Regions from separate parts of the Homo sapiens genome. Here region 2 is linked to region 1. A link is a loop called in an ENCODE intact Hi-C map of the cell type or tissue named here. Cell type or tissue: Caco-2. All regions are shown on one strand. Each heading gives the region's core, and the rest is flanking DNA. Links, peaks and the distances in the headings are about the cores only.

Region 1 (16,603 bases), core at 5,009-10,008:
CTGTGTGGGCCACCATCCTTGCAGGAGTTTTACAGGGTTAATAAATGAATAATACCTCTTCTTTCTTATGCCAAGAGGCAGGAAGATGGGGATTAAAATATCACATATATTGCTTCCAGATCACATTTATTATTATAGAGTGGACCCCTAAATTAGATGGACTTACTCACCTGGCCACAGCTGGAGTCCTGAAGGGCATGATGTCCTCTTACCACAGCAGACAGAAACCTGCTTCCTGAAGGCTGTGATGTCCTCTTATCACAGCAGACAGAAACCTGCTTCCTGAAGGCCATGATGTCCTCTTACCACAGCAGACAGAAATCTGCTTCCTGAAGGCCATCATGTCCTCTTATCATAGCAGACAGAAACCTGCTTCCTGAAGGCCAAGCTGAGCATGCCCGGGTCCTTCTTCTTAACTCAGCAGTCAGATACCTAATTTCCCCCATCTGTGAGGAGGGCTGGATAAGGGATGGGGAGAGAAGCTAGGAATATCACTCTAGGGAATTCCCCAGAAGCAGGAGTTCCAGATAATAGGAGTTTTCCACTTGTGTCTTACCTAGTAAGTCTAAATAACCTGATACAAATAGCTTATTGCAAATACTAAATGTATAGTTAAAAGATTAGCTTTGGAGGTAGTCACAAACATGTGCTTCTAAAAAGATAGAAAAGCCTGGAAAGAAGGTGAAAGGGAAAAGAATAAAGGAAGAGAAAATACACCAAGACAGTCCCTAAATCTTGTACAACATAAATAATTTGGTTGGGGTGAAAACGAAGAAATTCAAGCATGGATTTAAAGGAAGCTGATGAAAGTAATCTTTTTCACTTTGAGACTGTTCCTAGCACTACTCGGATCCACTCTTATGACTTTAATTTTATCAAATTGTTATCATTACCAAAATGGCTCAAGTAGAATTACTCTAAGAAATGCTGTCAGGGTTTTTTAGGAGGTTTTAGCAAAGGAGAGGACAGGTTTTGTTTTCAGGATACTGTAAAGTTCAAAGAGATGAGACTCTCCTAAAATATGAGGAAAGAGAAGCAGGCATTAGGAATGGGGAGTGGCATGAAAGAGAAGTCAGAGGGGACCCTGGTAGGACACTGTATGTGATAGAAGCTACAGAGTGGAGGAGACTGATGTAAGAAGCGACTTCTAAATAAATCCAAGCTGGGAGAAAATGTTAGTTCCAGAAACAGTAAGAAAAGACAGGTTGCTTTTCAGGTAACCCCCCAAAATAATCTGAACCTCTAAGCCAATAGGAGGTTCTTGGCCTTTTGAAGCAATCATAAAAGAGAGATGTAACTGGGGAATCACAAAAAGAGAGTTAGTAGTGGTTTAATATAATGCTAAATACCAGGGGAAATCACTGTAGAAAATGTTAAGTGCAGCATACATTGGATTCTCTGTGAGGCAAAAGTGTTCAGAACAGGACTGGGACTAGGGTAAGGTGAGAGAGGCATGTGCTTTGGGTACAGAATTTAAGGAAGTGCTGAAAAACCCTTTGTAATAAAGATTTTAAAAATATGTTAATATGATATTCTTTAAAAATCAAAATTAATGTAAAAAGTCCATGATGAACAAAATATAAAAGCTTAACTAGAGACAGGATTAGAATTCCTGATTTCTCCTTTTGTCTCGGGTTCTAATATGGCTTGGCACTGGTTCAGAGAAACATTCCAGTAAGATAGTTTATTTTATTTTATTATTATTATTATTATTTTTGAGATGGAGTCTCACTCACTCTGTTGCCCAGGCTGAAGTGCAGTGGTGCAATCTCAGCTCACTGCAGCCTCTGCCTCATGGGCTCAAACGATTTTCCTGCCTCAGCCTCCCAAGTGGCTGGGATTATAGGCGTGTGCCACCATGCCTGGCTAATTTTTGTATTTTTAGTAGAGACGGGATTTCATCATGTTGGTCAGGCTGCTGTCGAACTCCGGACCTTAGGTGGTCCGCCCACCTCGGCCTCCCAAAGTGCTGGGATTATAGGCGTGAGCCACCACATCCAGTCAAGAGTTTATTTAATTAGACATCTTCCCCTGAAGCTCTCAGTGCTTCAAGTAGCCCAGCCCAGCATTTGTCTTGTTTCAAGGATGGTGAGATTGACCTTCCTTTCCTGTCTGAGATTGCAGGAGAATATATAGAGAATCCTGGTAGCCCCATGTTGAAAATAGAACTGATAGAGAAAGAGGGAGGTCAACTATGACAAGAAGCATTCTTTCCATCCACCACTACCAGCTTTCATGTCTGAAATCATCAGCTCAGCTGAGCCCTGTTTATGCACTTGTTTTTCAAGTAAGAGTTCTTGGTGAGCAGTGTTTCACCAAGATTAATTTGTGAAGAAAAGAGCCAAGCTTGGAGCAGATGTTACTAGCAGGTAGTCTAGTAGATGATGGTGCCTCTTTTTCATGACACTAATTTAACCTACCAGCATAAATAATTTTTTAAGGTAAGAAAGTAGAACTGGTGAAAGGGCTTTTCCTCCTTCCCGTAATAGATGGTATATCCATTGCTAGCAGAGAAAAGTGATTAAGTAAGATCAGCATATTCATCTCTTATTTTGCCCTCCTGTCTTTCTGTTGTCATAGGGTTTTTCCAACAGTGGCGTTATTGACATATTAGGCCAGATACCTCTTTGTTGTGGAGGGATGTCTTGTGCATTGTAGGATGGTTAGCAATGTTCCTTGCCTTCATCCTTAAGATATCAGTAGCTTACCCACCCATCCTACCAAAAATGTCTGCAGACATTACAAATATCCCCTGTTGGGACAACAATCTCCCTTGGTTGAGAATCGCTGTGCTACCAAAGGTCAAGGCCTACAATGATGTCTTCTTTTCTTCATCTAGCTTTTTCTCACTTCTTTATAAATTAATTAATGTCTTCTGCTGAAATAGATGTTGATTATTTCATACCACATACTTTTTTTTTGTTTTGTTTTTTGAGACAGAGTCTCGCTCTGTCACCTAGGCTGGAGTGCAATGGCACATTCTTGGCTCACTGCAACCTCCGTCTCCTGGGTTCAAGCAATTCTCCTGCCTCAGCCTCCCAAACAGCTGAGATTACAGGCTCCTGCCACCACACCCAACTAATTTTTAGTATTTTTAGTAGAGACAAAGTTTTGCCATGTTGGCCAGGCTGGTCTTGAACTCCTGATCTAATGATCCACCCGCCTCGGCCTCCCAAAGTGCTGGGATTACAGGCGTGAGCCACCGCGCCCAGCCACCACATAATGTTTTATAATCTAAGACCTCTGCATCTTACGTAAATTTAAGTGAAAGTAGTAGGTTATAAAAATAGGACCTTCACCAACCATCATTTGATATCAAGTATATCAAATGCTTTCAGTAGCAACTAACAGAATATACAATTCAAACTGATTTTTACAATAAGGGGGATTATTCTTAATCACCTGAGCTTTAAGCATCAGTAGATCTGGTAGCTCAAATTTTTTGAACTATGTTTTTTGGATTAAATGCTTCAAATAGCATTTTCTCCCCCAAACCACCTGCTCCTTCTAATTGATGGATTTCTCACATGAGTCACAGGCTTGAAACATCATGAGCATCTTTAACAGTCCCTTTGCATGCCCCCAACGTCTGTCAGTTGCCAGATCATCTGCATTTTGTCCCCATGCTATCTCCTTCTCTTTCTTTCTTCCTGTTTCCAAGACCACCACCTAATCAAGTCAAACTGGTGCAGTAACTTATCAACTAGTTCCCTCCCCTTCCAGCTTTTCTTGCTAATTAATCTTTTCAAAGCGTACATTGCAGCTGGGCATGGTAGCTCATGCCTGTAATTCCAGCACTTTGGGAGGCCAGGGCGGGAGGATAGCTTAAGGAAAGGAGTTCAACACCAGCCTTGCACAACATAGCAAGACCCCTGGGTCTCTGCAAAAAAAAAAAAAAAAAAAAAAAAAAAATTTTAATCAGCCAGGTGTGGTGGCATGCACCTGTAACCTTTGATACCCAGGAGGCTGAGGTGGGAGGATCACTTGAGCCCAGGGGGTTGAGGCTGCAATGAGCCATGATTGTACTACTGTACTCCAGGCTGGGTGACAGAGTAAAACCTTGTCTCCAAAATTTAAAAAAAAAAATTTTTTTTTTAAGTTTACTTTGCTACTCTGCTTCAAACTCTGGTTGTTCCTATATCTTTTTTTATTTTTTTTGAGATGGAGTCTCATACCGTTGCCCAAGCTGGAGTGCAATGGTTCAATCTTGGCTCACTGCAACCTCCGCCTCCTGGGTTCAGGTGATTCTCCTGCCTCAGCCTCCCAAGCAGCTGGGACTACAGGCACCCACCACCACGCCCGGCTAATTTTTTTTTGTGTGTATTTGTAGTATAGATGGGGTTTCACCATGTTGGCCAGGCTGGTCTCAAACTCCTGACCTCGTGATCTGCCTGCCTTAGCCTCCCAAAGTGCTATATCTTATTAATTAGGACTTCTCACTCTGAGCACTCAGGATTCTTATGTTCTAGCTTCACTTTATCATTCCAAGCTCTTTTCTTCATACTCCTCTATTTACAATGAGCCTCAGACAACTAGAATATCCAGTGTTTCCAAAGGTGCTTCCATTTTTCTGACTTGAGCCTTTATGAATGAACGTTCCTTTTCCAAAATCTCTTCTCTTCTTCAAGACCCAGCTCAAATGCCCCTGTGTCGACACAGCCTTCCTCGATCTCCACAATAGTGATTGCTTCCTCCTTTCCTCATCTCTTATCTTCTGCTGTTTACTTTATAGATTTGTATTCTTCTTCCCCTCACCCTTCATCTTCAGAGGTGATGCTAATGCCTGTGATGTCCCAGGCTATATTCATTGATGAGCTAAATTATGTTCTTTTATGTAAATTGATTCATAGTTTTTGTCCTTGTTTTGTCATCTGCAGGGGACAGTTTTTCTAATGTCTTACAAAAGGAGATAACTACCTGAAAATGCCACATTGCCACTTTTATTAGGCTCTGCCTTTTAAGCAGCTGTACAACAGTGGACAGAATTACTTTTTCATCTTCTGCCTCAGTTTCTTATTCTGTAAAATGGGCATAATACCTACCTCATAGAATTGGTATGAGGATTAAATGAACAGAGACATACACATGTATTTACATATGTTCGTTTGTGTGTATGTAAAGTAGTTATGACAGTGCCTGGCTTATAGTAAGCCTGTCTTACATAAGGTGTTTGCTTATAATGTGTTTATCCATTTGCTTAGTTCTTATTTATTTATTTTTATTTTTAAATTGCTTACCATTTTCTTGAAAGACTTTGGGGAAAGAACATAGAAGTAAATGAGAAAGTCTAGTCATAGACTGTTAGGAAAAAAACAGGATGAAAAAAATACTAAGTTTAGACTGATTTCAATATACTAGAAGCTGAATTTGTAAGATTTTATTATTAATATTAAACTTATCTTACACCAATAAAAGCACTATTGAAGCATCTTATCCTAAGAAAAATTAAAAGTAACTCAACAACTCAAGTCATGTCTTCGGAAGTGAAAATCTGTATTACAGATCATTATACTTACAACTTTTGGGGTAGATATTTCATAGAAAGCAGTCAGATTCTCTAAAATGGTGTACATATTTACTTACGTGCTTTAGCAAAAATCAAGATTTATTGCCTTTCAAGATAAATTTTGACTAAATATTGACTTTAGGTTCTCAATCATTGTTTACCTGAAAGACCAATAAATCTTGACACTTCTCAACTTGAGTTGGAATCTACTTGGTATTTATTAATTTATTTCACACGATTTATAATCTTAATAACAACATTCCATGAGATTAAATAAACATTGTAGAGTTTAGCAAGTTTATATTTTCAGTCAGCAGTAATTACTTGACATGTGATTTTCACTTCATTTCTTATTTAAATATAGTACCTCTAGCACTGTTAACACAACGTAGGTCCTACATGTCAAAGCTGACTTAGCTATTTAAATATTCAGAGGGGGAAAACCCAAATAACTCTTAATAGCTTATAGAATTGCTTTACATTTTAAACCAATTAGTATTCAGATTGGAGTTTCTAATCTGAATTGATTTTATTTTTTTGGTTGCCTTAGTTCTGCAAGTATAATCTACTAATACATGATTATACGTCATAGATGGCCTCTGTCTTGGACAGTTTATGTCTGTTGGTTTTGATCTCTGTTTCATGCATCTGTCTGTTCTTGTCTCTCTCTCTAGATATAATGTGTATTGAACATTCACTGTGTCTCAGCACAGTACTAATACTTTACAAACATAATATTTGCCATATTGTTGTGTTGACAGGGTTTTTAGAGACAGGGTCTCGTTCTGTCACTTAGGTTGGTGTGCAGTGGTACAATAATAGCTCATTGAACCCTCGAACTCCTGGGCTCAAGGTATTCTCCTGCCTCAGCCTCCAAAGTAGCTGGGATTGCAGGTGCAGACCACCACACCTGGCTAATTTTTTAGAAATTTTTGGAAAAAATGGGGCCTCACTCTATTGCCCAAGCTGGAGTGCCATGGTGCGATCATAGCTCTCTATAACCTCGAACTCCTGGCCACAAGCAATCCTCCCATCTTGGTCTCCAAAAGTACTGGGATTACAGGTGTGAGCCACCAGTGCCTGGCTGGAAATTCTTTGGTTAGGTACATTCAGTGTGTCTAGGAGGAGTTACTTACTTCTATGAGATTCTTAAGGACAGAGCTGTCCTAGCTATAGCAGTAGTCCATTCTACAAGTGCCAGCTGAAGTTAACCTAAATGTGTGTCACCCATGGTAGGAACATGGTTTTTAACATGTCAGCTCTCTGTGCAGTGGAACTTTATTCTTTTTTTTTTTTTTTTGTAGACAGAGTCTTGCTTTGTGGCCCAGGCTGGAGTACAGTGGCACAATCTCAGCTCACTGCAGCCTCTGCCTCCCAGGTTCCAGCAATTCTCCTGCCCCAGGAAAAGCAGGGATTACAGGCATGTAGCTGGGATTACAGGCATGTGCCATCACACCCAGCTAATTTTTGTGTTTTTAGTAGGGGTTTCACCATGCTGTTTTTAGTAGAGGTTTCACCATGTTGGCTAGGCTGGTCTCAAACTCCTGACCCCAAGAGATCTGTCCACCTCAGCCTCCCAAAGGATTATAGGCATGAGCCACCACACCCGGCTTGTGCAGCGGAAATTTATGAGTCAGTTTCAGCCAACAAGGAATGACAATTTCTCATATATAATCTCTCACTGCTATAAAATTTGTAGATGAACATAAAACGAAGCCCATCAGAAAAAAAAAATTCTGATGAACAGAAATGAATTTTTGTGTAGCTTTGGAAACAACCATCAGTACATTTCAGGATTGTATTTGAGCATGTGTATTTCCTCCCAACTGTGAAGTTTTCAACTCCTGGGAAGAGAATTCACTATGAAGGGACTTAAAGGCTTATGGAGAAAATAATTTTGAAGTGTTGCAGTCTAAAGTCCATGAACTCAACCCAAAGACTATCAGCTGCATGCCATACTATCCGCATTAGCAATTACACGTGGCACGCAATTGATTTTTTCCGGATTTCCCCTATTGTTCCTTTAGTTTTATTTGAGATGCTGTGGATACTATTTGCTTTGTAACCGACAGAACGTATACTTAATGGCATGTGCCTGATTCTCCATCCAAATGTTTAATGTCTTAATTGATTTATGGCTAAACAGATAGCTCCTACTTTATGGGTCACCACCTTGTCCCAAAGACAGAATAACTTGGATGCTTGGGATGCAAAAAGTATTGGATCACTGATTTTTGAGTAGATGTTTCTCAGTGTCCCTCACTCTTTACCCCCTTTCTACTTTACAGTTATGTAGAATTCTATAGCTTCAGTTTCACCATGTTAACTTCAGACTACATATGTGTGGTCAGTCTCAAATTTCAGCTCTGTTCCCTCTGACAGTGGAGGATGCAAATATGGGGCCCAGGTTTGCTTTGCCTCTACTTCCTTTAATGGACCTCAAAGCTACATTGCAAAAATTGCTTGTGCCCTGTGTCAAATAATCCTTTCTTTAAACACTGTGCCCAACTTTGTGCTAATCCCAGGGAGGACTTTGAATTGTATACCAAATGTAATACCTTATTTTTTAAAGTACAGGTTCAAAATTTCACTACTTAATGAGCCAATGGTTAGAGACTATAAGCTAGGAAAGCTAAGTTATTTATGACTTTAACCCCTAATCCTTGTAAAATAGCAAGTCCTTGAACCTGCATGTCTATTTTTCTTCATTTTGGGAAATCTGGTCTGAAGAGCATATGATCAAAGTCTAGGCCTTCAAGCAACATTTTACACAGTGCTTACTGCAGCTCACTGTCCCCAGCCAGGAAAATGGAGGGATGGAAGGAGGGACAGGGAAGTCCCCTTGCTCATTCCTGTGGACATCTCTCCCTACTTAGTGCATAAAATAAAAGAGGATGTGAAACTCGCCAGATATTTTTTTCTATTTTTACAGAGAAAACGACAATGTGTCTTCTCACCCTCTTTATCTCTTTTCCTTCCTTTTACAAAGGCACCTTCTTTTCTTTTTTATTTGCCCTTGTTCTTTTCCTAGAGCGTTTCTACCTTCTAAATGCAAAAGACTGGATTTACCTTACTGAATTAGGTAAAAGCTTACTTTAAGAGATGGAAAGTGGGTGGCATAACTGACCACACTTAGCACTGTATGAGGTCCTTCCTTAGTGAGAGAGATTCAGTTGGATCCAGCCACAGCTTTCTCATTCTTCCCTCTTAGCCCATGAGTTTTCCAACTGCTGGTCAGGGAAAGGAGAACTGAAGGTAATAGTCGTAAAGTAGAGAGAAAGTGGCTGGCTCTTCCTCAAGATCGCAGCTTCAGTAACAACAACTGCAGCCAGTTGAGTTAACTAGGTACACTTGTTAGAAGAAAGATGGTGCTTTTGTGGAGAAGTATGCCAAAATTCTGCACAACCCCCAGCAACAGATTCTTTTGGGTGTATTTAGTGAAAGGCCATTTGGGAAATGGACTGTACGTGCAGCAAATAGGATTTTGGTTAAATGGTGACATTTGTTTCCAAGAGTGTATCAGAGGGGAGGCTAAGCTCTTCAGAGCATGTGTTCATTAAAGATTTGAAGTGGAGTGGGAAGCAATAATAAAAAAAAGGCCAGTGGGTTCTCTGGTGAGATAGTTTTTTGTTCCTATGAATTGAATACACTCTGAAAAGTTTCAAAAAGAGTCTGGGAAGAATGTATTTGCTTTGATCCAACATGTGGAGTGTTCTTTACTACAAATGCCCTTTAATTTAGAAACATTGCTGAAAAGTCTGTTTGAAAGTACATAAAAATATAATATGTAAATAAGCCCTAATTAGTTATTTCAATTAATTATTTTTTGTCTCTACTTTACAGCTCTATTTTTCTTCCCATAATGTCGCTTTTCAGAGTCCAGCTTTGACACTCTCTAAAAAAATGGTTTTTTGTAACAGTGATTATTAAGAAAAAATTTTCCCTGTTAAAAACCCCACAATGATAAAGTAAAATCCCAGATTGTGTATTTTTATGGGGAATTGTTTCAGACATTTTTAGTCCATGATTTGCTACTCTGATAGTAAAGGAAATCTTGCAGTTAATTGAAAAAACTCGTGTTTCCTTCTTCAAATAAATGGCATGTGTTGTTTTTTAGAAAATGAATCTACATCAGGCCACTAACTAGCCTCTAATCTTCTTTTCCAACCATTCTGTGTTCTTTCAAATACAAATACTTTGGATTTGGGGGTTAAACGTTTTCATTCTTTTTAAAGTGAATAGGATACTCCCAGTGGAGACAAGAATGCTCTGGAAAAACACTGGTAAAATGAAGTCAGGTTGTTTCTACATAGCCAGTTTTTTAGAAATTGACTAAGTACCTAAAATATTGATTTTTTTGAAGCCTAGAGGGTAAACTGTGTGACAAATTCTGAGCTTTTCACTGAGCAGTCTGCACCCCCTCTGCACTTTTGTTGAATAGAAGCAGAATTTTAGAGCTCGAGGGACCTTGGAGGTCACCTAGAAATCAGGGAGCAATCCTCAGCTTTTACCCGTCAACGTCCCGCGTGTGGGTTGGGGATAGGATGGGAGGGGGAGGATGCTCATTTCATTAGAAATGCAGATTTCTGGTCCCTACCCAAGATCTACAGAGTCAAAATCATCTCAGTGGGAAGAAGGGTCCATATTTCTCACAAACGTCTGCAGAAAATTCCATTGCTCACTCAAATTTGGCAATTCACCAATTAAAGCTAACACGTTTATTTTGTGGTGAGGAAGCAAGGCCTAGATAATTTGATGGTCAGGGTCACAGTGGTGCCTAGGCAAGAACAGACTCAGGCTTCCTGCCTTTAGACTAGTGACGGTCTGTATACCATGTGCCTAAAGTAGTTCTGAGCATGCAGACAGGTTCAAACCTACTTCTGGGTCATTAGGGTGATTTCAGCACCAGGAGTAGGATAGCCTGGTTCTAAATAAAGTATGAAAGTAAAGACACCCAAGGACTAAAGGTAGGTGTTTATGTGCTGCTGCTTTTGTCCAAACTAAAACCTGAATGGACCCTATCCATGTTCTCTCATCTCTGTCTTTTATGAGCCTGGAGACCTGTACATAGTTGCGAGGATGTTTAACTCAGTTAGTTAACTGAGTTGATCCCCCAGCATGGTGAGCTTTGGATCTGTGTGCCCGGTTGATGTGAACATTCTTAGGCTATAGGCTTTCTTAAAATGCATGTTTGTGTATGTTAATATTGCCTATGTGTGTTGCATCCAGAAAATTAGAATAAGCTCATTAAAATTATAGACAGATAAATCCAGTAGTGCCTACTAGGGAATATATAAATATCCAGCAAATGCTTACTGATGTCTGTTATATCAAAAAAAATTTTTTTTAGTGTTCTTTGGTGAGAATTTAAACTATAATGATGATCCTGAATTTCTGCAATATCATGGTCACCTTTTAAGTCATTAGGAAGGATTGGATTCTACTCAGTGTCATTTTAGTGTTCAGTCAATTTGTCTACTAATTTTTGGAAATAGCAGTATCCCACTGTCTAGGATATATTAAGTTCCACTGAACTCTGTTCCACAGTTCATTCTTTCTTTCTTTTTAAAAAATTTTTTTCTTTTGAGACAGAGCCTTCCTCTATCACTCAGGCTGGAGTGCAGTGGCATGATCACAGCTCACTGCAGCCTTGACCTCCTAGGTTCAAGTGCTCCTCCCACCTCAGCCTTCCAGTAGCTGGGATTACAGGCCCATGCCACCACACCTCACTAATTTTTTTGTAGAGATGGGGTTTCACCATGTTGCTCAGGCTGGTCTCAAACTCCTGGGCTCAAGCAATCCACCGGCCTTGGCCTCCCAAAGTGCTAGGATTACAAGTGTGAGCTACTATGCCTAGCCAGTTCCATGGTTCCTATGTGAACATGGGTAATATATAGTTCTTAGAATGGGCAACATATTTTAACAGCGATATTAATGAAAGGCTGTTTTCAGAAGCAGGTGATCAGGTTAAGAGGATCAGTTTTGGAATCACTACGGAAAATTAAAATTTCTGTATATATATACAGTTTATGTGAGTGTACATGTGCCAGATAGTACTCAGTTTATCATCCCTTTAACATAAATATTTATTGATTGTCTGCTATTTGTAAAGCTCTGTATTAAGTGCTGAGGATAAAAAAAAGATCTGGACCGGGCATGGTGGCTCACACCTGTAATCCTAGCACTTTGGGAGTCCAAGGCAGGCGGATCACGAGGTCAGGAGTTCAAAACCAGCCTGGCCAACATAGCGAAGCCCCGTCTCTACTGAAAATACAAAAATTTGGCCAGGCGCGGTGGCTCACGCCTGTTATCCCAGCACTTTGGGAGGCCGAGGCGGGCGGATCACGAGGTCAGGAGATCGAGACCATCCTGGCTAACGTGGTGAAACCCCGTCTCTACTAAAAATACAAAAAATTAGCCGGGCGTGGTGGCGGGCGTCTGTAGTCCCAGCTCCTCGGGAGGCTGAGGCAGGAGAATGGCATGAGCGCGGGACGCGGAGGTTGCAGCGAGCCGAAATCGCGCCACCGCACTCCAGCCTGGGTGACAGAGCAAGACTCCATCTCAAAAAAAAAAAAAAACAAAAAAAATAGAAAATACAACAATTAGCTGGGCATGGTGGCACGTGCCTGTAGTCCCAGCTACTCGGGAGGCTGAGGCAGGAGAATCGCTTGAACCCGGAAGGTGGAGTTTGCAGTGAGCTGAGATGGTGCCACTGCACTCCAGCTTGGACAACAGAGTGAGACTCTGTCTCAAAAAAAAAAAAAAAAAAAAAAAAGATCTGAGGAGTTTCTAGTGTGGTCCTGGTTGGACAAGCCCATAAAAAGGCATGATAATTTAAAGAGGCACGCGCTAAATGCCAAATGAGTAATGCAGTCAGTGAGTGCAGTGAACAGCATTCCAACATTCGCAGACAGCCCTGTGACTGTGGCAAGATGTCCTTTGTCAATCAGGAGCTACATGTGTGTTGGTTCTAACTCATCTTTCACACATTTCTCATTCCTTAGCCAGTCTGAAGAACAGGAGCTTGTTATGATTTTTTTTTTGCTGCTCAATAGTAAAGAAATAGCCATTCTAGAAAGGAACTGGATCAAGCTCTGGAAGCCTAATACTAATATATTTACTTATCTTCTTCCCATTTCTCATGTATTTAAAAACAATGAGATCTAATTCTCTTTCTAGAGGATGCACTGGGAAACTGCTTAATTACTGATGCCATTGTATTTGTGATGAAAATGAAAGTTCTGTTGAGTCTTGTGATACTTTCATTCATGGAGTTCATGTGAATCAGAATCTTCTTAGGTTGGTAGTTCGTTAAGTAAATGTATTTGACCTCCTTGTAATGGAAAGGGTTACAACACTGATCATTATATTATTAGTACTAGTAGTAGTTGTCGTAGTTGTAGTAGTAATTGTAGTAGTACTGAAAGAGTAATTCATTTTTGCCCCACTTCATGAAATAGGCTTAGTGCGAGATCTCTTTGATCCATATAGTTCTTGGCACCCAACCATAAAATGGGCCACATGGAAGGATTTCTAAAATGAAAGCTGTAGACCAGAAATGTCAGATTAATGATGCTGTTTGTGTATTCTTGATGACCTGTTCTGGATCTGCCAGGATTTTGTCCTTGGGGATGATTGTGATGGAATTTACATACTCAGTAGAAGGTAGTTCTTCCTATCTAAAGAAAACGAATGGCTTCCCTATGGAAGGGCTATGATTATTACCAGGTTCGCTGACAGTACCAAGACAGCGCTCACAGAGTCATGGACTTTCTTAGATCTGAAAAGGGCATTGTAGGCAACCAGTAATCTTGGGCAAGATTTGTTGAAGTAAAGAGCAGAGAAGAGGGTGCTGTGTAAGGAGAGGTAATACATGTGAATATATGGAGGGTGGAGTAAGCATGCTGTGTTTATTTGGGGAACAATGAGGAGAGTTCTCTGACTGGAATAAAGTGATTACGTTCCCATTGGACAGTAGTGGGAGGGAAAGTTAGAAAAGTGAGATGGAGCCAATCAGAGGCCAAATTCCTTACAATGATTTGGTAAGCAAAGGAAGGCTACATAACAGTTTTGGGGATTATTTTAGCATCCAATTTAGAGCCAAATCCAAACTCTGGCTTTTTTTGACTGGGTGAACTCAGACAAGATACTTAACCTCATAAAAATCTTAGATTCTTCATCTATAAAATAGAATTAATAATATCTTCCTCATAGAGAAGTGGTGCTGGTTAAACAAGATTCTGTATGAGATGCCTTCAGCAAAGTGCCTGGTGGAAATGGAGTTCTGAGCAGGGCAGTGAGGAGATAAAGGCGAGGTTGTAGAGAGACTGATCTCTGGCAGCTGTATGCAGAAGAGATGGAATCAGAAGAAACCAGAGACAGGGGACCAGTTGATGACCCTTACAGCAATACCCTAGGAGGTGAAGGGACAGGCTGTCAGACTAGGAAGAAGAGGACACAACTGTACAACTCTATTATCTGTAACTTCTTTTTTGTTGCAGACTAGGTAAATGAAATATAACCTTGTTCTGTGATGTTAGAGCTCTATAACCTTGTTCTGTAGTGTTAAAAGTACAACAGCAATCATAGACTCTTCCTTTTTCCTTGAACAGGCTGCCAGCGATCCATAGGTCTTTCCAATGGGAAAGCCAAGGTGTGCAACTACAGTGGGTGGTATTACTGCAGTAGCTGCCACGTGGATGACAGCTTTCTCATTCCAGCACGCATAGTCCACAACTGGGATACTTCAAAGTATAAGGTAGGTACAAAAACTCAGTTCACTTAATAATAATAATTCAGGTGTTCATATGTTCTCAGGTGGATTATAAAGATGGTGATCAAACAATTTGAAGCAGATATGATTAGGTAGTCTCATAAAAGCTGCAAGACCTTACCTAATGCTTCTTATATATCTCACAGTTGAAAGGCTTCTTAACTATGACTCTTATTAGTTTCCTCATTTAAAAAGACATATAGAGCAGTTTTTACTTCTGGTGCTAGAGAGAATTCTGAGAGAGAGGAGCCTCTTTTATTATTTTTTATTTGATCTTATCTTCAACATTACAACACTATGGGAAGATAAAAATGGGAAAATAATACATGCATGAACATGCTAGTGATCTTTCTAGGCAAGGCCTTATATAATCCAAGATATTTCTTTTGTTTGTTTGTTTTGTTGTTTTGTTTTGTTTTTGTTCATTTGTTTGTGTCGGCTTTTTTTTTTTTAGACATTGTCTCACTCCATCACCCAGGCTGGAGTGCAGTGGCATGATCTTTGCTCACTGCAACCTCCACTTCCTGGGTTCAAGTGATTCTTGTGCCTCAACCTCCCAAGTAGCTGGAATTACACACATATGCCACCACGCCCAGCTAATTTTTGTATTTTTAGTAGAGACGGGTTTCACCATGTTCCCCAGGCTGGTCTCAAACTCGTGACCTCAAATGATCTGCCTGCCCTGGCCTCCCAATATGCTGAGATTACAGGCATGAGCCACTGTGTGGTCCGAGATATTTCTTATAGTAGAGTAGCGCTCCTACTCATGTGAAGGTCAGTCTTCTAGCAAATCCAGGCCTTTGGAACTAGAACCAGAACCTTGAGAGAAGCTGTGAAGACTTCTGACTAGGGGCCAACAGTAAGGAACAGTACACTGAGCCATCCTCAGGCCTTTGTCAGCACTGCTGTTTTTTAAAAAGGAGAGCAAGTGAGAATCACAGGTATATGCTAATAGCTTTGCAAAGTAACTGCTAACAGCCAAGGAGGCTCTTCAGGAAGTATAAATAGCAGGCTTAGTGGCTATCAAAATGCAGGTCAATAGAGGAGAAAAGTGAGCACGGGGACCCTCCAACTTAGGAGCCTAGAGACAAGAGGAGGGACCAGCAAAGGAGGCCAAGAAGGAGTGAGCAGTGAGGTAGAAGGATCCCAGGGTGTCTGACAAGCCACGTGAAGAAAGTGTTTCCAGATGAATTGTGACAGATGCTGATAGCTCAAATAAGATGAGCACTGAGAACTGACGATTTGCTTTAGTAATGTGAAGGTAATTAGTGACCTTAATGAAAGCAGTTTGAATGGAGTGGTGGGAGCAAAGGTCTGATTGAAGTGGGTTCAACATAGAATAGAGAGAGAGAAACAAGAAACAAGAATAGACAACTCTTTTGAGAAGTTTTGCTATAAAAGGAAGAAGAGAAGTCAGGAGTAACTTGAAGGGAAGTGGGGTCAAGTTAGGTTTGATTTTGTTGTTGTTGTTTTAATGGAAAAAATAACCGTATGTTTTCTATGCTGGTGTAAACTATCCAGAAGAGAGAGAATTGCTAGAATGATATGGTTGAATCAGTAAGAATGATGGAATTGCGTGAACAATAGGAGGGTCTGGCTATTGCTTGGAGCATGGAATAAGAGAAAAAAGCTGTCTGCAGCCATAGGGGCCAGTAGGTACTTCGATGTGATGTTGGAAGCTTGTTGAAGTTGTATTCCATTTATATCAGTAGCTTTCATCAGATTCTTTTATTTCAGCATCTGTGATCTTAAAGAGATGAAATACCCAGTCCAAGTTACCCTGTGAAGTGCCATTATCTTCTACTTCGTAGAGAAAATAGGGGTGATTATGCAATAATCCTGTCAACTGACCTATAAACGTGCCTACATCCGCATCTATCCTCATTGTCCTCCTTCCAGCCACCAAAGAAACATTACTTGTCATATGAAAGTTTATCCCTTCTGCCTGTATTCATGGTCTTCTCCTCTCGTCTCCATCACAGTTTTGCCAAATCTCGTCTCTTCTCCAACACAATTTTGCCAAATCTGTTGACCCTTGGCAGTTTCTTATTCTACTGGACTTCTCTAGGATACACTATTTGACCAGATGGACCATACTCCTTTTGAATTCTCCTGCCTTGGTTTTGACAACACACCCCTGGTTCTCCTCCCTCTAACTCTTCTTTTTCAATCACCTTCTCTAATTTCTTGTCCTCTGCCTAAACCTTTAATAGTGGGCTTCCTTAAGATTCATTATTTTGTTTCCCACTTTCTTGTCTTTCTATTGGGCATCTCCCTCACTTACATCATTTTAACTACCAGGATTCTTATGCTGATAATTCCTA
Region 2 (16,603 bases), core at 6,495-11,494, 84 kb before region 1:
ATTCAGGAGGCTGAGGCAGGAGAATTGCTTGAACCCGGGAGGTGGAGGTTGCAGTGAGCCGAAGATCATGCCATTGCACTCCAGCCTGGGCAACACAGTGGGACTCCGACTCAAAAACAAAACAAAACACCACAATGTTGGAAGCGTAGCAAAACTGATGCTGTAGTGACAAGGACAAGTTAAATAACTTTCCCAAAATACAGGGAAAAAAAGGACAATGAATGATAAAGATAAGATGGTAGAAATGAAGGCTAAAGAGCGAAAAACAGAGTCAACTGACATTTCTTAAGAACTCAGAATCAGTGGAAAGACACACTCACCAGGGATATGAGAGGAGAGTGATTCTCCACTGGAGGGTGGAGATGAGAGAGTGTGATAACAGCCTGGGTGGGCACATGATGAGAATGGCCCCAATGGGCTGGCGTACTTTTAAATTGCAGTAATTAGTGTCTGCTAATTGGGCTGTATTGTGTGCTTCAGTTGAGTTAGGAAAAAAATAAGTCAGAACCACTGTAAAATAGAAGTCTGATATAAGAAAATGAATGCGTATGAATGAATGAGTGAAGTTGTTTAACTAGATCAAAAGTGCTAATACATGTTCCAGATGAAATAAATCTCAGGACTTCAAAACCAGACTGGGCAACACAGTGAGACCTCATCTCTACAAAAAAATAAAGGAAATGGCCGGGCGCGGTGGCTCACGCCTGTAATCCCAGCACTTTGGGAGGCCGAGGCGGGCGGATCACGAGGTCAGGAGATCGAGACCATCCCGGCTAAAACGGTGAAACCCCGTCTCTACTAAAAATACAAAAAATTAGCCGGGCGTAGTGGCGGGCGCCTGTAGTCCCAGCTACTTGGGAGGCTGAGGCAGGAGAATGGCGTGAACCCGGGAGGCGGAGCTTGCAGTGAGCCGAGATCCTGCCACTGCACTCCAGCCTGGGCGACAGAGCGAGACTCCGTCTCAAAAAAAAAAAATAAAAATAAAAATAAAGGAAATTAGCCAGGTGTGGTGGCATATGCTTATAGATCCTACTCCAGAGGCTGAGGTGGGAGGATTGCTTAAGCCCTGGAATTCGAGGCTGCAGTGAGCTACGAACATGCCATTGCACTCCACCCTAGGTGATAGAGTGAGACCCTGTCTCAAAAAAAAAAAAAAAAATCAAGAAAAACGTACACCTAGACATATTTGAACAAAATTTTTGAACCACAGAATTAAGAAAAAAAAAGCTACCATATTTTCTCATTATAAAAATTAAATCCCAAAACAAAGAAAAAAATTAATATTGTCACAAGTTTCTCTTTTTGTGTCACATGAAATACCTGAACGCAATGAAACAATGTTTACAGAGTGCTGAGAAATGAGGTTGAAATAATACTCAGCCACATTTTTATTCAGGAAAAGGCAATATAAAGACTCCTCCAATTCAAAAGCACTTGGAAAGAAGCCACCTCTGTACTCTTCATTAAAAATTACATGAGATGGACTCTAACAAACTAATAAACTGGTAAGTCATGGTGATCAGTACTTATCAACTAAAATTGAGATAGTTTTAATACAAAAATTAACTAAGCATGGTGACGTGCATCTGTAGCTCCAGCTACTCGGGAGGCTGAGGTGGGAGGATCACTTGAGCTGGGGAGGTGAGCCAAGAACATGCCACTGCACTCCAGCTCAGATGACAGAGCTAGACTCTGTCTCAAAAAAAAGGGAAAAAAAAAAGGAGATAGTTTTAACCAGTGGCACAGCAGATTCCTATTCTCTATACAACAAACTCAATTTCAGAAACAAAATCATTAAGTAAAACAACAATAATAATAGTTTATCTTTCAGAAAAGAAAAGCAGAAAGTGAAAATATTTTATTAAACTTTGTTCTAGTAAAAATTATTACATTACAAAAAAGGAAAATATGGATTAATGCTTTTTAATAACAATGACGTATTTTGTTTTTGTTTCTCATAAAAGGAAAATCTTGTAACTTTGTGCCTACATACTGGTTGGTTGCAGCAATGAATAATAGCATTACAGTTTGATAATAATTATGAAAGACCAACATGTTAAAAACAAGAATAAATTCCAATTGTAAAGATTTTATTCAAATTCAGTACAATATTTCACGTAAAAATGAAAATTTGTAATCAAATTTTTGCCAATCAAATACATTCACTTTGTAGTCTGCATTGTTTCACTGTTTCATATTACAAATATCAATAGCCCAAAAGGTCACAAAGGACAGAACTAAAGTTAACTCATATTCTTATTTTTTCTCTTTGTAATCACTATTATTTCAAATCTACTGTTTAAACACAGGCATTTCACTAGGATTGAAATCACAACTAGGCCCCCAAAGTGAGCTGGAACCATCTGGTCCATTATAAAGGTACTTTTAAAGGAGCCTGCAGGCCGGGCGCAGTGGCTCACGCCTGTAATCCCTGCACTTTGAGAGGCCAAGGCGGGCGGATCACGAGGTCAGGAGACCATCCTGGCTAACACCGTGAAACCCCGTCTCTACTAAAAATACAAAAAATTAGCCGGGCGTAGTGGCGGGCGCCTGTAGTCCCAGCAACTCGGAAGGCTGAGGCAGGAGAATGGCGTGAACCTGGGAGGCGGAGCTTGCAGTGAGCGGAGATTGTACCACTGCACTCCAGCCTGGGCGACAGCAAGACTCTGTCTCAAAATAAATAAATAAATAAATAAATAAATAAATAAATAAATAAATAAATAAATAAATAAGGAGCCAGCATCGCTGAGTCCCGTGTGTTGGAAACTGAATGTATAACTGGAAATTCTTGTAATTTACTTCCATGTAGAACACTGGGTTTGCTGAAGGATGAGTAATAAAATGTGCTAAGTTGAAGTTTACATGCACATTATTAAAACTCAGTAACCTCAGCAATTGTTCAGATTTACGCCAAATATTTTTTTCAGGGAGGAATATTTTGTCATTGACCTTGTTTACGTTTGCTGGCACATGGTGATCAGCACGGCCCAACTTTCAGTTGATTTTATTATTGTTCCCACTGCCCTACCCTTGGTCTACCACTGGCTTTAATAATTCTGGGAGGCCAGACACGGTGGCTCACATCTGTAATCTCAGCACTTTGGGAGGCTGAGGTGGGACGACTGCTTGAGACCAGGAGTTCAAGGCCAGCCTGGACAACATAGCGAGACCTTATCTCTATTTTTTAAAATGGAAAATATGTATAAAAACTTTTCCTTCAGCTCTCATTCCACTCCGACCACTTCTTTTCTCAATTTTTATAATGCCTTTCAAACTTTAGTGTGTATAGGAATCCCCTGGAGAGATTGTTAATGCTCCTGTTTCCCCACCCCCAGAACTTCTGATTCAATAGGGTGACCCAACATTTGCATTTCAAACAATCATTTGCATTTCAAACAATATTCCCAAATGATGTTGATGCCGCATGCAGGTTGTGGATCACACTTCTAGAGACACTGGTCCAGAACTCAATAATTTAGAACGTATATTCTGTTGCTTTGTTCATTCTATGAAACACATATCTCTTTCATTAGACTGTGTTAGAACACATTAGACTGTGTTCATTAGATATGTGTTTCTATGAAACACATATCTCTTTCATTAGGGCAGGAATCTTGTTTCACACTCCTCTATCCTGTGCAGTACAAGAGTGCCAAGAGATGCCCATAGGATACGTGTTAATTGAGGCTTGGAGGTTTGCACATTTTCTCCATAATTTAGATGCAGTAAAGATTATGTGTTTGCAGCAGTCTCTTCCAGTAGTACCAGCTCTAGAAAATTTCCTGGCACTGGCTCTGAACTTGAATGCATCTGGAACCCATGAGGTGTGACCATGTGGCTTTATGTTCACCTGTCTTGGGAGGACAATTCTCTATGGGCCTCAGATTTTCTGAAAACACAATTTTATAATAAGACTTTTTCTTTGGTCTCCAGACTGTCCCTAAATTGGTGCAATCCTGAGGCTGAGTGATGCAACTTGATTATAAGACAGCAGTCTGGGTCTAGGTGGCCATACTAAGTATAAAATACACGTATGCAATCAATTTCTAGCTTTTTTTTTTTTTTTTTGACAGGGTCTCACCCTGTTGCCCAGGCTGGAGTGCAGTGGTGCAATCACAGTTCTTTGCAGCCTCGACCTTCTGGGCTCAAACAATCCTCCCACCTCAGCCTCCCAAGTAGCTGAGAATACAGGTGTGCACTACCACGTCTCGCTAATTTTTAAGTTTTTGGTAGAGATGAGGTCTCACTATGTTGCCCAGGCTGGTCTCAAACTTGTGGGCTTATAGCTTTATATTTTTAAAAGGAGTGATAGGATACACGGCTTCAGTCAGCCCACTGAATGCCTGATCCCATTCAGTATGAGTCATGGTACATTCAGCTGGCTGTATATGGCCTGATGGCCTTCTCTCCAGGGCAGCTAAAGGCAACAGAATACACACCCAATCCATGCTGTTACTCTGCATCTACTGAAGCCCATGCTTCCTTCTCTAAACAGTAGAGAAAGTCCCCAGTTTTCTTGGGGATCATAAATAATTGGAACAATTCCACCCACCTATTTCTGTGCTGGCATATCTGGAGTGCTGAGACACTCTAATTCTTCAACTTCTTCTTTGGATAGACCCTCTGTTCTCTTTCCCACAGGGTCTTGAGAAGACAGGAGGCATCGCTAAAGCTTGTGTATGTCTACTTGTGCCTTGTGAGTCTGTTATTGTGTAAAGATGCTCTCAGAGGGGGAATGAGAATGTGCTTCTAGTTCTGCCCCTAAAACTAGAAAATTAGTCTTTAATCCCATAGGAAAAGAGACCTGGCCCCTTACGCTGATCTGAGAAAATATGGAATATAGGTAGTTCCCAAATATACCGGACATAGGAACCTCTCAGGGAATAAACTTTGGTTGATAAATTGCAAACAGGCGGCCAGGCGCAGTGGCTCACGCCTGTAATCCCAACACTTTGGGAGACTGAGGCGGGCAGATCATGAGGTCAGGAGATTGAGGCCATCCTGGCTAACACGGTGAAACCCCATTTCTACTAAAAAAAAAAAAAATGAAAAAAAAATAGCCAGGCGTGGTGGCACGTGCCTGTAGTCCCAGCTACCCAGGAGGCTGAGGCAGGAGAATCACTTGAGCGACAGAGCAAGACTCCATCTAAAAAAAAAAAAAAATTGCGAACAGGCATGGAGGAGCCGGGGTACAGTATTTTGAATCACTATACACAATGCAACAAAGATTTATTAAGCACTCAGGTCACAAACATTGTACTGGGCACTGAGGACAGGATGGTACAACAAAAATAGGCAGAATTATTGCTTATGGAACATGTGGTTATTCTCATGAAGCTTACAGTTTCACAGCAAGGTAATTATTAACATAAAAGCATTCTGATAAGTATAAACGTTTACTGTAAATGCTGTGAAGAGGAGCATATGGTGCTATAATTGCATGATATAGACGTCGTCAACCTAGAAGGGGCACTAAGGGACAACTTTCCTGAAGGGCTGACTACTGAGCTGAGAGCTGAAGGATGAGTGGAAACTACTCGGGTAAAGAGTGTTCTAGACAGAATGATATGCAAAGGCCCTGTGGCAGGAATGAGCATGAATTGCTCATGGCATTGAAGAAGGCTGCAGTGGCTGAAGCAGACGCTAGGGGGAGCATGGTACAAGATGTTGCTAGGGAGGAAAAAAGGACCAGACCATGTCTGGGTCTCTTAAATCACAGTAAGAATTCTTATGAGCAATAGGAAGCTACTGAAATGCTTAAGCAGGTTTCTGTTTTGAAAGAGCTACTCTGGCTGTTGGCTGTTGCAGAGTTAATGGATTGAAAGGGCCAATAGTGCTGCTAGGAGGTGATTGCAGGACAATTGCAGTCACCCAGAGGAGAGAAGATGGAAGCTTGGTCTAGGGTTGGGAGAGGGGAAATGAAGAGAGGTAGACAGCTCTGCACAGAAGAGTTCCCTGTATGTGATGCAAGCTTCTAGGAGAGCTAAGCATTTGAAGCCTTTGTTATAAAGCTAACTGATTATGGAACAGTAGTTTTAATTTAGGTGGCCGTATTAGGTTTGTAAGCATGTGATTGACTTCTAGCTTCATATTTTAAAAGTGATAATGGGACAGGCAGTTTTTCTAGAGAAGTGGAGTCCTGGAGAGTGAGTAGAGAAGCCAGCTCAAGGAGAAATTCCTCAGGAGTGCCATTCTGCTTTATCACCACTGAGTGCTGCTGTTTCCAATGACAAGTTCCCAAGAAACCAAAGGGCCAAGTAAGGTAAGAGGAACAGTGGCGGGGGAGCGGGGGGTTGGCAGGGGGCAGCGGGGAACCAACTTAGAGTTTTAAAAAGTGGAGAAGACAAAGATGTTTTCTAATTTTGGAAACCTGAGTCCTAAGCTGCAAGGGTCCAAATCAAATTTTTGGGAAGGTCATTTTGTAATATGGTAACTTCTTGCTTTACTGTCAGCATCTCTAAAGACAGTCCCCAGTAATAAAGGGGCCAAAAGAGGCTTTTTTAGAACCATTAGTGTACCCCTCCTGTACAGTCCCATTAGCGGGCCTTGTTAAACCAACCCAGACAAAGAGCAAAGATGCCCTAGTTAATGGAGAGTCTCCGATAATTACTCTGCTCAGCCGCTTCTTTTAGGGTCTGAATGGTCTTTAAATAATGTTTCTCTTGCTGTGGTCACAGACAATGACCTAGCAGTCTGCTTTAAGCGGTGCCAATCCCATTAGCCGAAGAATAGCAAAGCTCTGTGTGTGTCTGCGTGCCAAGGAGCGAGTGTGTGTGTGTGTATGTGTCTGTGCGTGCATGTGCGTGTGGTGAGGAGCTCAGCTTATGGCAGGGATCAGGCTTAATGTTGCTTTCTTCCTCTTTTCCTCCCTTTCTCTACACATCCATCCCTCCCAGGAACCAAACATACCACTGTGTCTATTGGGTCATCTGCCTGTTGAGTGACAACCTGCCCTTACTGAAAATGGAAACAGACTCCCTTAAATGCTTGCGGACGATGTTTCTCATTCCTACTTACTAAACACTTCTCTGTAGGATGTGATTCTAAACATGCCCCTGTCCTCTAAGAACTTCACGTCCCAGAACCACAATAATGCAAACAATGTAAAGTCACCCCAGTAAATGTGTGCCATTCAGGGTGGAAAATGTTTTAAAAGCTTCATAAATGTGGAAGAAAAAGATTGAGGGTACAAAAGTTATAGGAAGAATGCCAAGATCTTTGGAATATTTTCCTCTGTGGCTCTCTCTCCTGATGCCTTGCAACTCTTTTTTCTGATAATGAGAATGCTTACTTATATTTGAAGACAAGTTATATCCCAGACACAGAATGTGGAAACGGGGCAACATTAATTTATTTAGGAAGGATCGAGTGCTCCAACATGAAAGTGTGAATAAGTTCGATCGTGAACTGTTTTGTAATAAAAATGTACAAAACAACATTCAGAAACACTGCCGTAAATGGAACCTGGTTGCAACCTGCTCTTGCCCACCGTTGTCTGGAGGACTTTTTCAGAAGCTCCAGAGTGGTCTGATTCAACAGTTTTTGAATCAACTGAGTGTGAAAACAGGCTAGCATAAGTAGGTAGGGTGACTCCACTCACACAAATACATGGGAGTGAGTTATTTGCAGCTCATTAAGTATCACAGGGCCTCTCCCCACCACATACCCACCCATCACCCACATCATATGCCTCCTAGGAAGAATGATTATATTGAAGCCAACAGGATAAAAGAGCCATTTTCTGTTTCTGGGTTCTAGAAAGACATCCTAGACAAAGAAATAGTCTACTTGGTAAAACTAAAAAGATGCTCCATTTAGTTCTTACTTTCTTTAACTTTGATCTGCAGTTGTTGTTGTTGTTGTTGAGACAGGGTCTCACTCTGTCACCCAGGCTGGAGTGCAGTGGCATGATCTTGGCCTGAGCAACAAGAGTGAAACTCCATCTCAAAAAAAAAAAAAAAGCTCATTTGGGTCTCAGTGTAGTGTTGGGGGAAGATTTTTAGATCACATAAGAAAAGAAAAGAGATGGGGCTGTTAGAGATAGGAGTGGACCTTAGGTAAGATATAAAAAAAAAACAAAAAACAAAAAAACAGGCCAGGTGCAGTGTCTCGTGCCTATAGTACCAACATTTTGGGAGGCTAACGCAAGAGGGTCACTTAAGGCCAGGAGTTTTAGACTAGCCTGGGCAACGTCCTATCTTTGTAAAAAAAGAGAAAGACAAATTTAAATTAGCCAGGTGTAGTGGCCTGATCCTGTAGTCCCAGCTATTCAGGAGGCTGAGGTGGGAGTTCAAGGCTGCAGTGAGCTATGATTGCGCCACTGCACTCAAGTCTGGGCAACAGAGCAAGACCTGGTATCTTAAAAATAAAAAAACAAAAGACATGATGTGTGCTTCATGAAAGGGCCATATACGCAAACCAACCCCCAAATGCAGAAGGAACCAAGAAACCAAAGAACAAGGCAGACAAATCCAGTTTGTCAGTAGAGGGTTATTTACTGGGGAACTTATGGACAAAAGGATGGTCTTGGGCAGCTGCCAGACAGGTAGATTTCCACAGTTTTCTCCCAGATATATACCACAGAGAAAGGGTATATGTGCTTTAGAAGGAATGTATAAGGACAATTGAAGTCCACCTCTCAGGAAAAGGGAAGAATGCTATGTGTGTCATAGCCTAAGGGCAGGATTTGATAACATCAAGGGTGTCTTGGCCTAAGAACAGGATTTACAGACAGTATACATAGATAAAAATAGAAATCTTAGAGGCATTCCCCAGACTGGGGTTAATCAGAAGTCAACATGGCAGATTAGCATCCAAGATGGAGTCACTTTTGTCTCCACAACCAGTTCACCAAAATTTGAACAAGGGAGTGTTCTTTCCAAAATGCTCTTTGCTTGTAGACAAATGAGTATGTTTGCCTTAATTGTCATAGACATTTATTTGATTTCTGTTTGAGTATTGCTCTTAGATCTTAAACTGGAAGGATGACTATATGTCCATCACCTAATAAACATTTTGATGTCTAGTATTCCTTTATCTGAAAAACAAAAAAACAAAATAACAACAAATCCTTAAAAATCACTGTTGAAACCCAAGTATAATTCTGAATCCTGATTGTCTTCAACATTACAAATATAAATTGCTCATTAGATCTTCCTATAGACCATCATTGTGCTTGGTATTGTGAAGAGTAGTAAATATAATTCCTAATCCTACACTTTGTGGCTAGGATTCTAATTCAGATGTCCTGATTCTTTTATTTATTTATGTTTTATTTAGAGATGGGGGTCTTGCTGGGCCAGGCGGGGTGGTTCATGCCTGTAATCCCAGCACTTTGGGAGGCCGAGGCAGGTGGATCACTTGAGGTCAGGAGCTCGAGACCAACCTGGCCAACATGGTGAAACCCTGTCTCTCCTAAAAATACAAAAAATTAGTTGGGCTTGGTGGCATATGCCTGTAATCCCATCTACTCCAGAGGCTGAGGCAGGAGAATCACTTGAATTCGGGAGGCGGAAGTTGCAATGAGCAGAGATCACACCACTGCACTCCAGCCTGGACAACAGAGTGAGACTTGGTCTCAAAAAAAAAAAAAAAAAAAAAAAAGAGATGGGGTCTTGCTATATTGCCTAGGCCAGTCTTGAACTCCTGGCCTCAGCAATCCTCCTAGCTTGGCCTCCCAAAGTGTTGAGATTATAGGCATGAGCCACCGTACCCAGTCACAAATGTCCTGATTCTCAATCCAGTGCTTTTTCTAGTATAACAAAGCCTCTCTTATGACATAAGTACCTTATCAAAATCCCACATATATAAAAGATAAAATATTGCATTAAAAGGGTTGATCCCCAGTAGACCCTCCATGCACTGCCATCAGTCCTGGGCAATCAGCTGTTCTCTGGCTCCCCTCTGGCCTCTTTGGCCTAGAAGGTAGCAACCTGGAGGCCCCTCCTTCTAGATCAGGTACATGGGGCTTCAGAATTCCCTGCCCTGAAAGTTGAGAGCCTGCCTCCGGGCTGCATGGGCCTTTTTCCCAGGGTTTGTCATCCTGGGAGCTGACCCAGCTGTCAGTATGTCGTCATAGGCCTGAGGAGTGACTTCATCTGGGGAAGCAGTCGGTGAAGTTAGGACATGGCCGCTGAGGTGTATGCATACACATGTGGGTCCTTGTGGTGCAGGACAGGGCCTAGGCTGGGAATCTGAGGGCACCCATTTGTTTTCTTCCCCCAATCCTTGTAACTATCAGGGGTGTGCCTGCCATTAAGGACCTGTTCTGGCAAGGTGAAACTTCGCTCTTTGAATTTTTCCTGGCAGTTTAGTTTTGAGCACACGTCAAAGTTTTGTTATACTCTGGCTGCCAGGGCAGTTCAACTTGGTTTTTTTGTTTGTTTTGTTTTTCCTTTTTTATTTTTTTGTGGAGAATGGGGTCTCACTATGTTTCCCAGGTAGATCTCAAACTCTGAGACTCAAGCTATCCTCCTGCCTCTGCCATCCTAAGTGCTGGGATTACAGGTGTGAGCCACCATGCCCTGCTACCAGGGAAGTTCAACCCAAAGATTCACTCTTGGTAGGACATTTTGTAAGAAGGGAAAATAGGTCATCATTTCTGATTAAAGTTCAGTATATTCTTTTTTGTTATTTTTATTTTTTGCACTACTCTGCAATATGATATCTCCATTTTGCTGCATGAAATAACAGATTGTTTGTCAGAGGCCAAATATTACTAAGCACTGTTATTAACTCTCAATATGGGCTGGTTGCGGTGGCTCTCACCTGTAGTCCCAACACTTTGGGAGGCTGAGGTGGGCGGATCACTTGAGGTCACAAATTCGAGACCAGCCTGGCCAACATGGTGAAACTCCATCTCTACTAAAAATACAAAAAATTAGCCGGGCATGGTGGTGGGTGCCTGTAATCCCAGCTACTCAGGAGGCTGAGGCAGGAGAATCACTTAAACCTGGGAGGCGGAGGTTGCAGTAAGCCGAGATCACGCCACTGCACTCCAACCTGGGTTACAGAACGAGACCCGGTCTCAAAAAAAAAAAAAAAAAAAAAAAATCTCAATGTGAATTAACTCATTTCAACAACACTTTGAGGTAGATAATATTATTACTATTATTATGTCATCATCATCCCCATTTTACCTATGGATAAACTGAGGCACAGAGAAGTAAAGTAGTTTGTGCAATCCCTGAAAATTAAAAAGCGGTAGAGACAAGATTCTAACCACAGTGCAATGCTGCTTCTATTCAATCTCCTCTGCTTTTCTACCTCTACTTATCCTTTAGGTCAAGCTCAAACCCTCCCTCTTTATAGAAGCCTATCTGAGCAGCTCCATCTGATTTTCTGGACTTCTGGACGTTCCTTTGCCTTCATCCCTCCCTGGATGTTTACTGTTTGGGACTGCTGGAAATCTTTCCAAATTTGTATCTATTAGCTCTACCATCTAAAAGTGAAAGGTCTCAGAGTATATGTTCCAGGTTGAAAAACATTTTTAGGTGAAAAGTGACTAGATTGACAGTTGAGTAGGCAGATGACTGGTTTCCCATAACAAGTACGGTGGACTCTGTGATGTACTGCCCAGATCCCCCATCAAAAAAGGACTTGTTGCTCCAGCTTCCGGGAGTGCTGTCAGCAGATTACCATCAGTGGCCATTCTTCTTAGGGACTGTCTCAAGTTCATAGAGCCACCTTGCCCTAGAGTGGCCCATATCCAATGACTAAGGGATGTGGGAATATAAAATCCTGGCCATCTGGGTCAGTGGTGTGCTGGAGCCAGCTTCTACTGATTCTTAAGGCTTTAATATGTGCATTTCCAATTCTGTGTTCTGTGATGATACATCCAGAGCTTGAAATTAGGCATGGTAGGGATTTTTATATTGTGAAAATCGGCAAACTCTAACAAATCAGAACTTTTACTTTTTCAGAGTCAGTTTACCAGCACACCACTGTTCTTGGTTCTACATAAAAACTATGCTGAAGCCACATCAAGACTGAGACAGTTTTTCTTTTATAATATTTTAACTTTCTGGACGATTCTCTTGTAATCACCCAATGGCTTCTTCCTGCCCACTGCACAGATAAAATCAATATACTAAGACTGTGGCATTGCAGTAGGGAAAGAGTTTAATTGACATGAGGCTGACTCATGCAGAGGAACTGGAGTTATCACTCCAATCAATCTCCCCAAAGGCTGGAAGACTAAGGTTTTTATGGACAATTTAGTGGACAGGAGGCTAGGGAATGGATGCTGCTGATTGGTTGGGGATGAAATCATCAACGTGTGGAAAAAGCTCCTGGTGCACTCAGTGCGCCTCTAGGTGGGGCCATATGACCAGTTGAGTTATGAGTCACAAATCCAGGTGAGGTCAGTCTGAAACAACTACAAACCCAGTATTCGTTTCTACAACAGTGGTGTTATCTATAGGAGCAAGTGGGGAAGTCACAGATCTTGTGGCCTCCTGGCCACATTACTCCTGGCAGTAAAGGATTATAGAAACTACATCTACATTTTACCAGAGTTCAAGCCCCTTCCATAATCCTATTCTGTGGTCTTTCATTAGTCTTACAAAGGCGGGTTTCTGTCCCTGAGCAAGGAGGGGGCTAGTTTTAGGGAGGGACTATTATCATGCTTGCTTTCAAGTTAAACTATAAACAAAATCCCTCCCAAGGTTATCTTGGCCTATGGCCAGAAATGACCAAAGATAGTTTGAAGGTCAGAAGCAGGATGGAGTCAACTATGTCAGATTTCTTTTACTGTCATAATTGAAACCACAAAGGCAGTTTCACTCATCTTTAAGCTGTTAATGGAGGCCTCTGGATAGTACTGACCATTATACAAGCCACCAAGAGTCAATGAACCTCATACCTAGAGGACAGTGAATTCCTTAGTAAATGCTTGTTTTTTCTGTTTTGTTTTGTTTTGTTTTCCAGATGGAGTCTCACTCTGTTGCCAGGCTGGAGTGCAGTGGCATGATCTCAGCTCACTGCAACCCCTGCCTCCCAGGTTTAAGTGATTCTTCTGCCTCAGCCTCCTGAGCAGCTGGGACTACAGGTGCGCGCCACCACGCCCAGCTAATTTTTGTATTTTTAGTAGAGATGGGGTTCCACTATGTTGGCCAGGATGATCTCGATCTCTTGACCTCGTGATCTGCCCACCTCAGTCTCCCAAAGTGCTGGGATTACAGGCATGAGCCACTGCACCCAGCCAGTAAATGCTTGTTGAATGACCACATTCAAATTGCTCTATTAACGTCTTCTGTAAATTCTATCACTTATTCTTGATCTTTCTAGTTTAAAAAGCCTTGGTAGTTGGTGGTGGGGTGGGAAATCATTGAATAGTTAGCTTTGCTAATGGCTTTTCGCTTTTTTTCTGTTAACTTATTTGTAGAAGTGATAGTCAAAAGAGTTAAAGACATATATGGCCTGGCCATCAACTAATCAAAAAGAATCCTAGGCCACGCACAGTGGTTCACGCCTGTAATCCCAGCACTTTGGGAGGCTGAGGCAGGTGGATCCCCTGAGGTCAGGAGTTCAAGACCAGCCTGGCCAACACAGTGAAACCCCGTCTCTACTAAAAATACAAAAATGAGCTGGGTGTGGTGGTATGCACCTTTAATCCCAGCTATTTGGGAGGCTGAGGCAGGAGAATCGCTTGAACCCAGGAGGTGGAGGTTGCAGTGAGCCGAGATTGCGCCACTGCATCCAGCCTGGGCAACGGAGTGAGACTCCGTTCCCCCCCACCCAAAAAAAAGAATCTTGGCCCTAATGTAAGAGCAGGGCCATTTTGCTCTTACATTAATGAAAGATGGGCTGAAATACCCACCATTTCAGCAAAATAGGGTCAGATATTAATCTTTTGTGTGCTGGATCTTAGGATGTGGGAGGTTTCTTGTAAAGAGACCTTAAGATACTTAGAGTGCTTAGAGACTGAAGCTAGTTACCAACCCATATGGAACTGTTTCAATATTTTAACAGCAGGTATGTCCTTGTGGGTGCCTTCCAGCTGAACAGCAGGTTCATTTATACTTTCAAGGAATAACTCTATTTGTGACTTCAATATTTGACATCCCCTATGCTTTTAATTTACCTAAAGAGACAAAGAACAGTAATTACACTATGTTGGTCTTAATAAATATCCTAATCATTTTTACTTGGGCTTATTTTGGGAGATGGGTGAGGTATACTTGGCTTGCAAATTTTAAGCTATAAATAGCACTAAAAATGTTCTGATTAAGTTTAAAACACTTTTGATGAGGTTTTTGTTTTGTTTCTTGGAAGACAGCATTGTTTTTTTGAATCCTGGTTTGAGCATTACTTTAGTAAATGAAGGCTAAAAGGAAAATACTTAATGAAAGTATATAGTAATGGCACTTCCTCATATGATGTTTAACATTTTTTGAGATCATTTTCTAAGTACCATAATACTTGTGGAGGAAAATGCAAAGATGAACAAGATAGGGTGCCTGCCCTGCCAGGGATGCTGAAGGGGATATGATGGGGGAAATTTTGTATTTGTCAATTAACCTCAATAAAGCTGGGAAAAAAATCAATTAATTAATTAAAAATGGGGAACCTAAAGTTGGAAAAGAAGAGTTTCCAGGAGTGGGTTAAAAAAAAAAAAACAGGCTTTCTTGTTGTTGTTGCCACATCTACTGCAAGAATGAAGACCATTCTCAGCAACCAGACTGTTGACATTCCAGAAAATGTCGACATCACTCTGAAGGGACGCACAGTTATCGTGAAGGGCCCCAGAGGAGGCCTGTGGAGGGACTTCAGTCACATCAATGTAGAACTCAGCCTTCTTAGGAAGAAAGAGGCTCCGGGTTGACAAATAGTGAGGTAACAAAAAGGAACTGGCTACCGTTCAGACTATTTATAGTCACACACAGAACATGATCAAGGATGTTACACTGGGCTTCTGTTACAAGATGAGGTCTGTGTCTGCTCACTTCCCCGTCAACGTTGTTATCCAGGAGAATGGGTCTCTTATTGAAATCTGAAATTTCTTCGGTGAAAAATACATCCCCAGGGTTTGGAGGAGGTCAGGTGTTGCTTGTTTGGTATCTCAAGCCCAGAAAGATGAATTAATCCTTGAAGGAAACAACATTCAGCTTGTTTCAAATTCAGCTGCTTCGATTCAGCAAGCCACAACAGTTAAAAACAAGGATATCAGAAAAATTTTGGATGGTACCTATGTCTCTGAAAAAGGAACAGTTCAGCAGGCTGAAGATCTAAGAGTTGTCCAGCTACAGAAACAAGATGCTGGAAGACTCCTAAGACCTATTTGTGATATTTAAATGATGCAATAAAAGACCTTTGATTTTGGGAAAAAATAGGTGTCTGAACTATAAAATGGGAAGAAAGGGGTATGTGGGAGATAAGTCTGGAAAGGTGAAGTGTCAGTCAAGACACTTGCAGTTGTAAATGTCAGAAACCAACACAAACTCCCTTGAGATAACATGGGATTAATTGATAATAGAACTATAGGGTCTAGGAGGTGAGGTTAAGCTCCAAGCCTGAGGAGATCCTGGGACTCAAGCAAGGTCATTTGCTCTTACTCTCCCACCACACCTTCCAACTCCCCTCACACAAAATCTTCATCCCTCCCTTGGTGTTACTCTCCTCTCTCCTGTCACCCTCCTTCCCTTGTTCTGCAGACAGGCATTCTCACATGGTGGGAAAGATGGCCATCAGGGGCCTCCAATTCACATCCTTCCAGTCCTGTATCCCAATAGGCAAGGCTCCTTCCACAGCTTCAGAGATAAAAATTCCAGGGAAGGACTCTGATTGGGTGGGTCACATGCCCACCCTGGCTCAACTGCTATAGCCAAGAGACTAGGGTACTGTGAATAGTAGAACTGGCTTAGCATTGATCACATACTTACCCTGTGTCTTACAGGTAGGGGAAGTTCCCAAAGGAAGTAGGAATGCTGAGTGCAGAAAAACAGAGATGTCCCCACATGTAGGAGGGAGCCAATAATGTAGAGAGCCTCAAGGTCAAGCCATGAAGTCTGAACTCCTTCTGGCAATAGGAGGCCGTTAAAAGTATTGGAGGCCGGGCGTGGTGGCTCACGCTTGTAATCCCAGCACTTTGGGAAGCAGAGTGGGGGGCAGATCATGAGGTCAGGAGTTCGAGACCAGCCTGGCCAACACGGTGAAACCCTGTCTCTACTAAAAATACAAAAAATTAGCTGGGCATGGTGGCAGGCGCCTGTAATCCCAGCTACTCGGGAAGCTGAAGCAGGAGAATAGCTTGAACCCAGGAGGCAGAGGTTGCAGTGAGCTGAGATCACGCCACTGAATGCACTCTAGCCTGGGCAACAGGGCTAGACTCCGTCTAAAAAAACAAACAAACAAAAAAGTATTGGAGTAAGAAAGTGGCTGTGGATTAATAATTGGACTAGATAATCTTCTAGGTTTCATTTCATTCTAGTTTTGGGTGTTTTTTTGTTTTTGTTTTTTAAGACAGGATCTCACTCTGTTGCTCAGGCTGGAGTAAGAAAGCAGCTGGGGATTAACAATTGGACTAGATCGTCTTCTAGGTTTTGTTTCATTCTAGTTTTAGGGTTTTTTGTTTGTTTGTTTTGTTTGTTTGACAAGATCTCAA

Evidence for each region. A loop is a pair of places that touch in the nucleus more often than their neighbours do. Peaks named below come from ENCODE experiments on the same cell type or tissue, not always from the same donor. Only the 100,000 strongest peaks of a DNase experiment are listed, where the experiment ranks them.
Region 2: it touches region 1 in a loop (10-fold over the local background); 1 of 110 quality-filtered maps calls a loop at or near these places.

Annotation. Positions count from the first base shown.
Region 1 is chr2:207,944,028-207,960,630 of GRCh38, reverse strand. PLEKHM3 (pleckstrin homology domain containing M3) reads left to right here. Exons shown (of 8, transcript NM_001080475.3): 4 at 14,119-14,264. Among named protein-coding and RNA genes, the nearest start is that of PLEKHM3, 73 kb to the left of the region's middle. In Caco-2, for the core only: no CTCF peak of the experiment used is centred there; DNase peaks (open chromatin) are centred at 7,090 and 7,500.
Region 2 is chr2:208,030,007-208,046,609 of GRCh38, reverse strand. It overlaps the pseudogene RPL9P14. Among named protein-coding and RNA genes, the nearest start is that of PLEKHM3, 13 kb to the right of the region's middle. RefSeq lists an enhancer at 12,360-12,419. In Caco-2, for the core only: no CTCF peak of the experiment used is centred there; DNase peaks (open chromatin) are centred at 8,659 and 10,033.